2 separate regions of the Homo sapiens genome follow, and region 1 is linked to region 2. Evidence: chromatin contacts called from ENCODE Hi-C or POLR2A ChIA-PET data. All regions are on one chromosome and are shown on one strand. Each heading gives the region's core, a stretch centred on a gene start or an enhancer-like site at or near the end of the contact. The rest is flanking DNA. Distances are from core to core; before and after follow the strand shown.

Evidence for each region. A loop is a pair of places that touch in the nucleus more often than their neighbours do. ChIA-PET counts read pairs that join two places held with the same protein, here RNA polymerase II (POLR2A).
Region 1: a loop to region 2 is called in a map of lower leg skin, with 17 times the contacts of the local background. The contact joins the promoter of MYO7B here to the enhancer-like site in region 2. A Hi-C loop is called at or near these places in 1 of 168 maps with a recorded cell type or tissue (lower leg skin). POLR2A ChIA-PET finds 5 or more read pairs at or near these places in 1 of 52 experiments (activated CD4-positive, alpha-beta T cell).

The regions. Positions count from the first base shown.
Region 1 is chr2:127,533,661-127,537,337 of GRCh38, forward strand. MYO7B (myosin VIIB) reads left to right here and starts at 2,023. Exons shown (of 48, transcript NM_001393586.1): 1 at 2,023-2,171. RefSeq lists an enhancer at 2,055-2,905.
Region 2 is chr2:118,308,444-118,312,128 of GRCh38, forward strand. No RefSeq gene overlaps it. Among named protein-coding and RNA genes, the nearest start is that of THORLNC, 120 kb to the left of the region's middle. Within about 2 kb of position 1,753, at least 12 of the 41 ENCODE cell types and tissues checked have a DNase peak (open chromatin) inside an H3K27ac peak, as active enhancers do.

The sequences.
Region 1 (3,677 bases), core at 773-3,272, 9.2 Mb after region 2:
CATGTCAACAAAGAGAACATTTAATAGACGGAAACTGGGGACTCCATGGAGCCCACCCACAGGAGGCACAGGAAACCCTGAGGCATCGGGGGTCTCCTCCTGTCTCTGGAGCCACTGGGTCTCCACCTCTGCAGCTTGTCCACCTCTCCTTTTCTCTCCCACCACCGCTTGGTCTGTGTCCCCACGAAAGGTCCATGTTCAGGGTTGCCACCCTGCCTTGACCTCAGTTCTAAAAGACGATGGCTCATTCCCACATTTCTGCCTGCAGTTCCCAAGTCCCTCCAAGTCCAAGGAAAAGAAAGGAATCTGATTGGCTCTAGTTGGGCCAACTGTAAGGATGACCAGACCCCTTTTTTACCCAACACAAGGCCTGTGGCTGACCAGGTAACTACCTGCCCCTATTATCCACCCGCCTTCAAAGCCTTGCATAAATGAGCTCCCCTCGCCCTCCTGCTCACTTCCAGGGACTGCCTGGCCCCTCCAGTCTGACCCCACCCAGGGCCCACTGCGGTTGCACTTCCCTTCTAAACAGTCTGTATTTGCCTTAAGCCCAAATCCCCCTTGATCAAGTGCCAGCCCAAGCCTGCCCAATTTGTTGCCAGGTACCCTCCTGGGAACCTTGTTGTCTGATGGCCTTTGTCTCTAAGGCTTCCTGATGGCCCCAGACATGTCCCAGGTGTATGCTCCTTTCACACTCAACACAGAACACTCTCTTGACCAGGTGTCCAAGCAGTTCTCCAGCAGACTCCGTCTGGATGTCCTATAATTCAATTCAATCAGACACTGTCAACCTGGAGTCATAGATCCCACAGGTTAAGGGCTCAGTCCCACAAAACTGCCCCACTTCAAATGCAGTCTCAAGTCCTAGGTTGCCACCTATACTTCTGACCAATTGGCTATAAATCGGGGTTCCCATGCCCCACACCTGAGGTTGGATTTGCTAGCATAGCTCATGGAACTCAGGACGGCACTCATATTGACCAGTTCGTGGGAAAAGATTTTACAAAGGATTACAGATGAGCAGCCGAATAAACACGCACAGGTGAGTTGTGTGGGAAGGTCATGGAGCTTCCATGCCCTCTCCCGCATGCCACCCCCCAGGGACCTCAGATGTGTGGAAGCTTGTCAAATCTTGTTCAAGAGTTTTACCTTCCCAGAGGTCAGTAGGCGGGGCTGAAAGTTCCAACCCTCTATTCACTAGGTCTTTCTGGTGACTGACCCCATGCTGAGGCTAGGTAGGGCCCCCACATGGTCACCTCCTCAGCATAACTTCAGGTGTTATCAAACGGACTCATTATGAGATGATCACTTGGGAAATTTTTTGTTTGTTTGTTTGTTTGAGACGGAGTCTCGCTCTGTCACCCAGGCTGGAGTGCAGTGGCCCGATCTTGGCTCACTGCAAGCTCCACCTCCCCGGTTCACGCCATTCTCCTTCCTCAACCTCCAGCTGGGACTACAGGCGCCCGCCACCACGCCCAGCTAATTTTTTTGTGTGTGTGTTTTTAGTAGAGATGGGGTTTCACCGTGTTAGCCAGGATGGTCTTGATCTCCTGACCTTGTGATCCGCCTGCCTCGGCCTCCCAAAATGCTGGGATTACAGGCGTGAGCCACCATGCCCGACGATCACTTTGGAAATTCTAAGGGTTTTAGGAGTTCTGTGACACCAACCGGGAACAAGGACCAAATATACTGTATTTTATATTATACTACCACCCTCAATTAGAGCTTGGGGTGCTTGGGGGCAGAGCTCCTGCCATGCAGCACCTGGGAAGATGCTGAGCCCCCGGATGGTCAGCTGACTGTCACCATGGGATCTGGCTGGTGGCCAGAGCAGGTGCACAGACTGCAAACCCTGGTGGCCTCCGGGCAGCATGCATCGCTGCTCTGCAGAAGGGGCCTGGGTTAAAGAGCAGGTATCATGAGGCTCTGCCAGCTGGGGCTGAGGGAGGCGTGTGGGAGTGGAAGTGCCTGGAGCCCAGGGACAAAGTCCTGTAATAAATTACGTGGGCCCAGAGTGCTCCCAGTCATTTCCTCTTGGAGCCCTACCTCTTCTTCCTCTGTCCCTTACTCCCTGACACACCCGGAGTCCCAACATTGCCTCCTTTCCTGGCTCTTTCAGGGTGCCCAGGGTGGAGGGGAAGGGGAGTCAGCCAGACCCCCATCCTGACAAGGTAAGGGCGTGCCGGGGGCGTGTCTGCCAGCGGGGAGTAGGGGGTCACCTCTCTGAAGAGGGTCGCTGGGCAGGAGGCAGGTCCCCTGGAAATAAGATGGAACAGGTCTGAGGGATAGAGAGTGGAGAAGCCCTTCAGGAGCCTGGAAACCAGAAACCGCAGCAGGGGACTCAGTCCATCGGGCTGAAGGGCAGCACCTGGGGGGCTGAGGAGGAGGAGGAGGGGGAGAAGCTGTCTAGCCCTCTGCTGTAGAAGGGCAAACTCCCTGCAGGAGGGGAACGGCAGGTGCCAAGGCTGCTCCCACCCTGAAGCCTCCTCACAGCTAGAGGGCCTCACTGTGGAATCATGGGACATCATGGATAGCCTGGGTCCCATGATGAGCCCCTGCCAGATGTCAGCTGTGCCGTGTGTGACATCCCACTGCGTCCTCGCAACACAGTGGTGGAATTGCCTCCATTTTATGGACACAGAGACTGAGGACCATGGAAGCGAAGGTGCCCACGGGAAGAAGCAGAGCCGGATTCGACTCCAAAGCCCAGGCTTATCCGCCTTACCCATGTACCTTGGGCAATTGGCTTTAGTCACCTCTGGAAGGCTGGGACCCTAGGGAGAGGCAGGACAGGTCTGGGGTGTGGTGGGGGGGGGGGTGGGGGAAGAGGTGGCTGAGGAGAGGGACCGCACCGGGGCTCACATGGGCTGTCCCCCTTGAGCTGTCCAGGTGGTGTGTGTCCCATCCCCATTTCACAGAGGACGAAACTTGAGACACAGAGATTGTGAGAGCTGGCCCAGGTCAGACAGCTGGTGGGTGTGGGGCCCCCAACCCAGATCCCCCAAATTCTCCATGACGAGGCCTCCCCTTCAGGCTCCACTTTGTAACCCTGGACTTGAATTTTGCTCTAATTTATCAGAACCCTGCACTTTGTTTAGGATTTTAGTTCAGAGATTCACACACACCCTCAGTGAATCATTGTTAGGAACCACTCAGCTCATCAGCCCACCCCATCTCCCTGGACCTGCTGGGGGCCCTACGTCTGTCCTCAGATGCCACCTCTAAGAGAATCCTCCCCAGGCGGCTGTCTTGGGGCCTGCTGCATCCACAGCTCTAGCACGGGGCTCTGTGGAGAGGCGGCACCACAGGGATGACCTATATGTGTTGATATTGCTTCCTGTTTTACATATGTCAAAAGACAAAATTATAAAAAATTTATCTTAAAGATCTTAATTGGCTTTTATTTGCAATTCTAGAATTGGGCAACACCCCACTTATAGAATACAATGAATGATCTGATGAGCCGAGCAGAGGAGTTTGGCTTTATAGACAGAATGGGGCTGAGAGAAACAGAAAACAAAAGGGGATTAGTCATTTCAATTTATTTTCCTTGTAAAGGATAGAGCTGAGGGAACTTCCTTATCATGCCCGCTGAAACTGGCCTGTCTGGGGCTCCAGCTATTGTCTCTCTCCTGATTCTTGGAAGGTCAGATAACCTTCGTTTGGGCCTGGTGGTG
Region 2 (3,685 bases), core at 503-3,002:
GAGAGGCAGCATATCAGTAAATGCTTGAGGAACAGTACATGGGCTGCTGTATCAGAGATTGCACACAGAGCCTTCATCTGTTTGTGTGGGCTGGGGAAGGTTCACAGAGGAATGGAGGACATGGCTCTTGAAAAGGCTAGAATTTAGCAGGAGAAGAAGAGAAAAGCATTCCAAAAAGATGGAATAATCCATGCAAATACACGCCATGTTCAGGTACAATCTGAAGAGAGGAAGAGGAGTAGGAGAAGAGGGAGGGAAGATGGGCAGGAACGTGAGAGCCTTTCATGCCCTCATTGTTATCCATACATCACCGTGGATCACTTTATTAAAGGCTGCTTGTTGAATATTTTCCTGGGCCTCTCCAAAGTGTATATGGCTAATCCTCTCAAGGGCATTCCTTCATGCCTTCCCTTTGCTCTACAGGACCCAGACAGGGCAGGGCATGGAGCAGGCACACAGTCCGACTGTCTGGCTGGACTCCTGACCCTTACCATTTGGTCCAACTGCATTGTGCTGAGCTCTTGAGCCACCAGTTTATAGGGTTTTGACACAGATTATGCCTTGTCTGTGTCTTTCTCTCACTCGCCCATCCATCCATCCATCCATCCATCCATCCATCCATCCATCCATGATTAGGAAAGACATCTATATTTGTTGAGTACATGTTTATTAATGTGTAGAGAACACAGCAGAGTTGGAGTCTCCTAAAACATGACTTGCACTGGCTGGTGCCACCTATAGGGGTTCAACTGCTTGATTTTCTTTTTCTTCCTTGTCCCTACCGCCCCCCCCGCTCCCCCGCCACCATCCCTCTTTGAATAAATGAAGATGTTGAGGTTCTTCTATCGAGGTTCCGCTCACTGATGCTAGATATCTAAACTTCATGCAGAGAAGCCATCTACAGAGGCAACAGGCCAGGGTGGGGGCGAGGGGGAGGGCCTGAAAGAAGTTGCCCCCTTCTGTTGATCTCCGACCCGCTTGAAATCTGAGGCATCTCCTGGGGTCAGGAGGCTGCCTTAATATCCGCCCCCAACACTAAACATTTAGCGCAGGGCAAGGAGAGGCAGGCGAGGGAGGGAGGGAAAGGGGGAAGCACATGGCCCTGCTTTGGCCTGTTTGCCTCCCATAATAAGAGGGAAAGGAATAGAAAACACCCAGGCACAACATAAATATTTCCTATTATGGAGAAACTAAAGTCACAATGGAATCTGTCATGCTTGTGATATGAGAGATGGACAATATTTCGGGGCTGCTGCCATGCTGGCACCTGAATGGAGTTTATATTTTGTTTATGGAGCTGAATCCGAAGCCTTTTATTTTTTTGGCTCGGCCTGTGTCATTCTTCATGGAAGCTCGAAATGGCCGCGGAGCAGCTCAATATTCCATTTATTTTACTTATAAAAGAAATTCAAAGGCTGAAAAGATGAAGTAATTGACTTAGTGGGATGACAGTTAAACCCACTAAATTTAATCTTATCCTCTCAAGTACAACATATCGCGCTTACAAATTATCGCCAGCCACCAGGCAGCCCCGCGCTCCTCACCTAATGCAAATGGAGCGGAGGCCTCTGTTATTGTATTATCTGACTTTACTATCAGCATTAATCCGGCTTAGCCCGCTTAATGATGCCACTTGTGGCACTCCGAAGGCAGCGGAGAAGTCTATAAACTACTTCCATTAAAATGCAAATCGGGCCCGCTGAGAAAACAAGTGACACAAAAAGTGGGCGCCGCGCGGCCGCCGCCCGCGATGGCGCCGATGGCTGATGCCGCGATTACGCCGGCGGGGGCGGCCCGCGCGCCACGAACGTGCCCGACAAGCCGCGCCGCTTAATTTCTGAAGAGATTTATATTTTTTTTGTTGTCAGGAAATGAACAAATACTTATCAATGTAAAAACTGCTATCTCCGATCTCCCCGCCGGGTTTTTCATACTGATATTCTTTGCACCCCGTAACACAGGAAATGAAAATCTTCTCCGCCTCTCACGTCGCCGCTGCGCCTTCAAATCCTCTGCGAGCAGACTGGCCTCCCCCCACCGGCCCCCTCCCGGGCTCCCCTCCCCGGTAAACAGAAAAGAAAACTTCTGTGGGCGAAGGAGGGAGAAATTCCAAGGCTCTGGCTTTCCCCAGCCGACTTGGGTTTCGGGGCAGCGCGGGCTCCCTTCTTTCCAGCGCAGGAAGAAGGGGTGAGGGAGGAGGGGCCGGGGTGCTGGCACTCAACGGTAACATCTGTTTTACTTAAGCAGCTCGATTTCGTTTTAGGATGAAAAAGTATTCCCTTTCAGCATGAGGAATCGTGGGCCCTGGGGCTTGTATTGATTCAGAACAAGGCCTCATAAAACACTAGCAGGTGATTTAGTTTCATATTTTGATTCCTTTGTTTAGACAGTTTCTCTCAGGTTCTCCTGTGTCGGCCCGGGGACCCCAGCATCCCTCCTTTGATGTTGGAGGGACACCCGGGCCGTCGAGCTCGCCCCGCTCTTGTGGGTGACTTTGTGCTCTTGAGGGCGCAGCATTTCCCAAGGTTCTCCCCCACCCTCACCCGGCGAGCCCAGGCTCTGCGGTCAGGCTCTCAAATCCTGCAAGGATTGATGGTCCTCACAGAGGGATCAATACTACATTTTAAATATTACAATACCTTTTATTGAGACACTATTACAACACAAATGTTTTACCCTGTCACGGGACCCAGTTAAAATTGCTTTTGACCATCTTATTGGTGGGCTTCCCCGGCCCTCTGTGTTTCCCACTTCTGGGAGGAGTCACTGTGCTCCCGGGATGGGCTGGCCCCGCCCAGGAGGCCTGGGAAGGAGGAGGATGCAGCCTGGGAGGGCTGTGGGGCACCTGGGGAGTGCTGCAGAAACTGGCTGTTGCCCACGTGGCCTCTTTTGGGAGGCTTGTTCTCACTCCTATTGACTCTTCCCTGGCTGTATTAAAAAATACGTCCACAAAGTCCTCTCTTTCTTGGATTTGCACCCCTTACAGGAGAAAGGGGGAGTCTGTGCAGGTGAAGCTAGGATTAAGGACGAAATTTATCGTGGAGCCCTGGGACAGGGCCACAGACCATCTTCTGTGAGTTTGTCAGTCCTCTGTATGTGTCTGGCTGGTCTGCATTTGCCACATCGCCTCCTAACTCCCCCTGCCTGTGTTTATTTCCCTCCCTTTCTGGACTGGAGGAAGCTGCATCTGATTTTCCGACAGGCAGTGCCTAGGATAAGGTCTGGCCTCTGCAATAGAGATACATAGTATGTGCTCAGTGAGCGTTTGTTGAATGACTAAAAGAATGAAAGCTGGCCAGGCCTGGTGGCTCACGCCTGTAATCCCAGCACTTTGGGAGGCCAAGGCAGGTGGATCGCGAGGTCAAGAGATGGAGACCATCCTGGCCAATATGGTGAAACCATGTCTCTACTAAAAATACAAAAATTAGCCAGGCATGGTGACATGCGCCTGTAGTCCCAGCTCCTTGGGAGGCTGAAGCAGGAGAATCACTTGAACCCGGGAGGTGGAGGTTGCAGTGACCCGAGACCGGGCCATTGCACTCCAGCCTGGCAACAGAGTGAGACTCCCTCTCAAAAAAAAAGAATGATGGCTGTGTTATGGTCTGAATATTTGTGTCCTCCTAAAATTCATATGTTGAAACCTAATCCCCAAGTGATGGTGTTTGGAGATGGGGCCTTTGGGAGG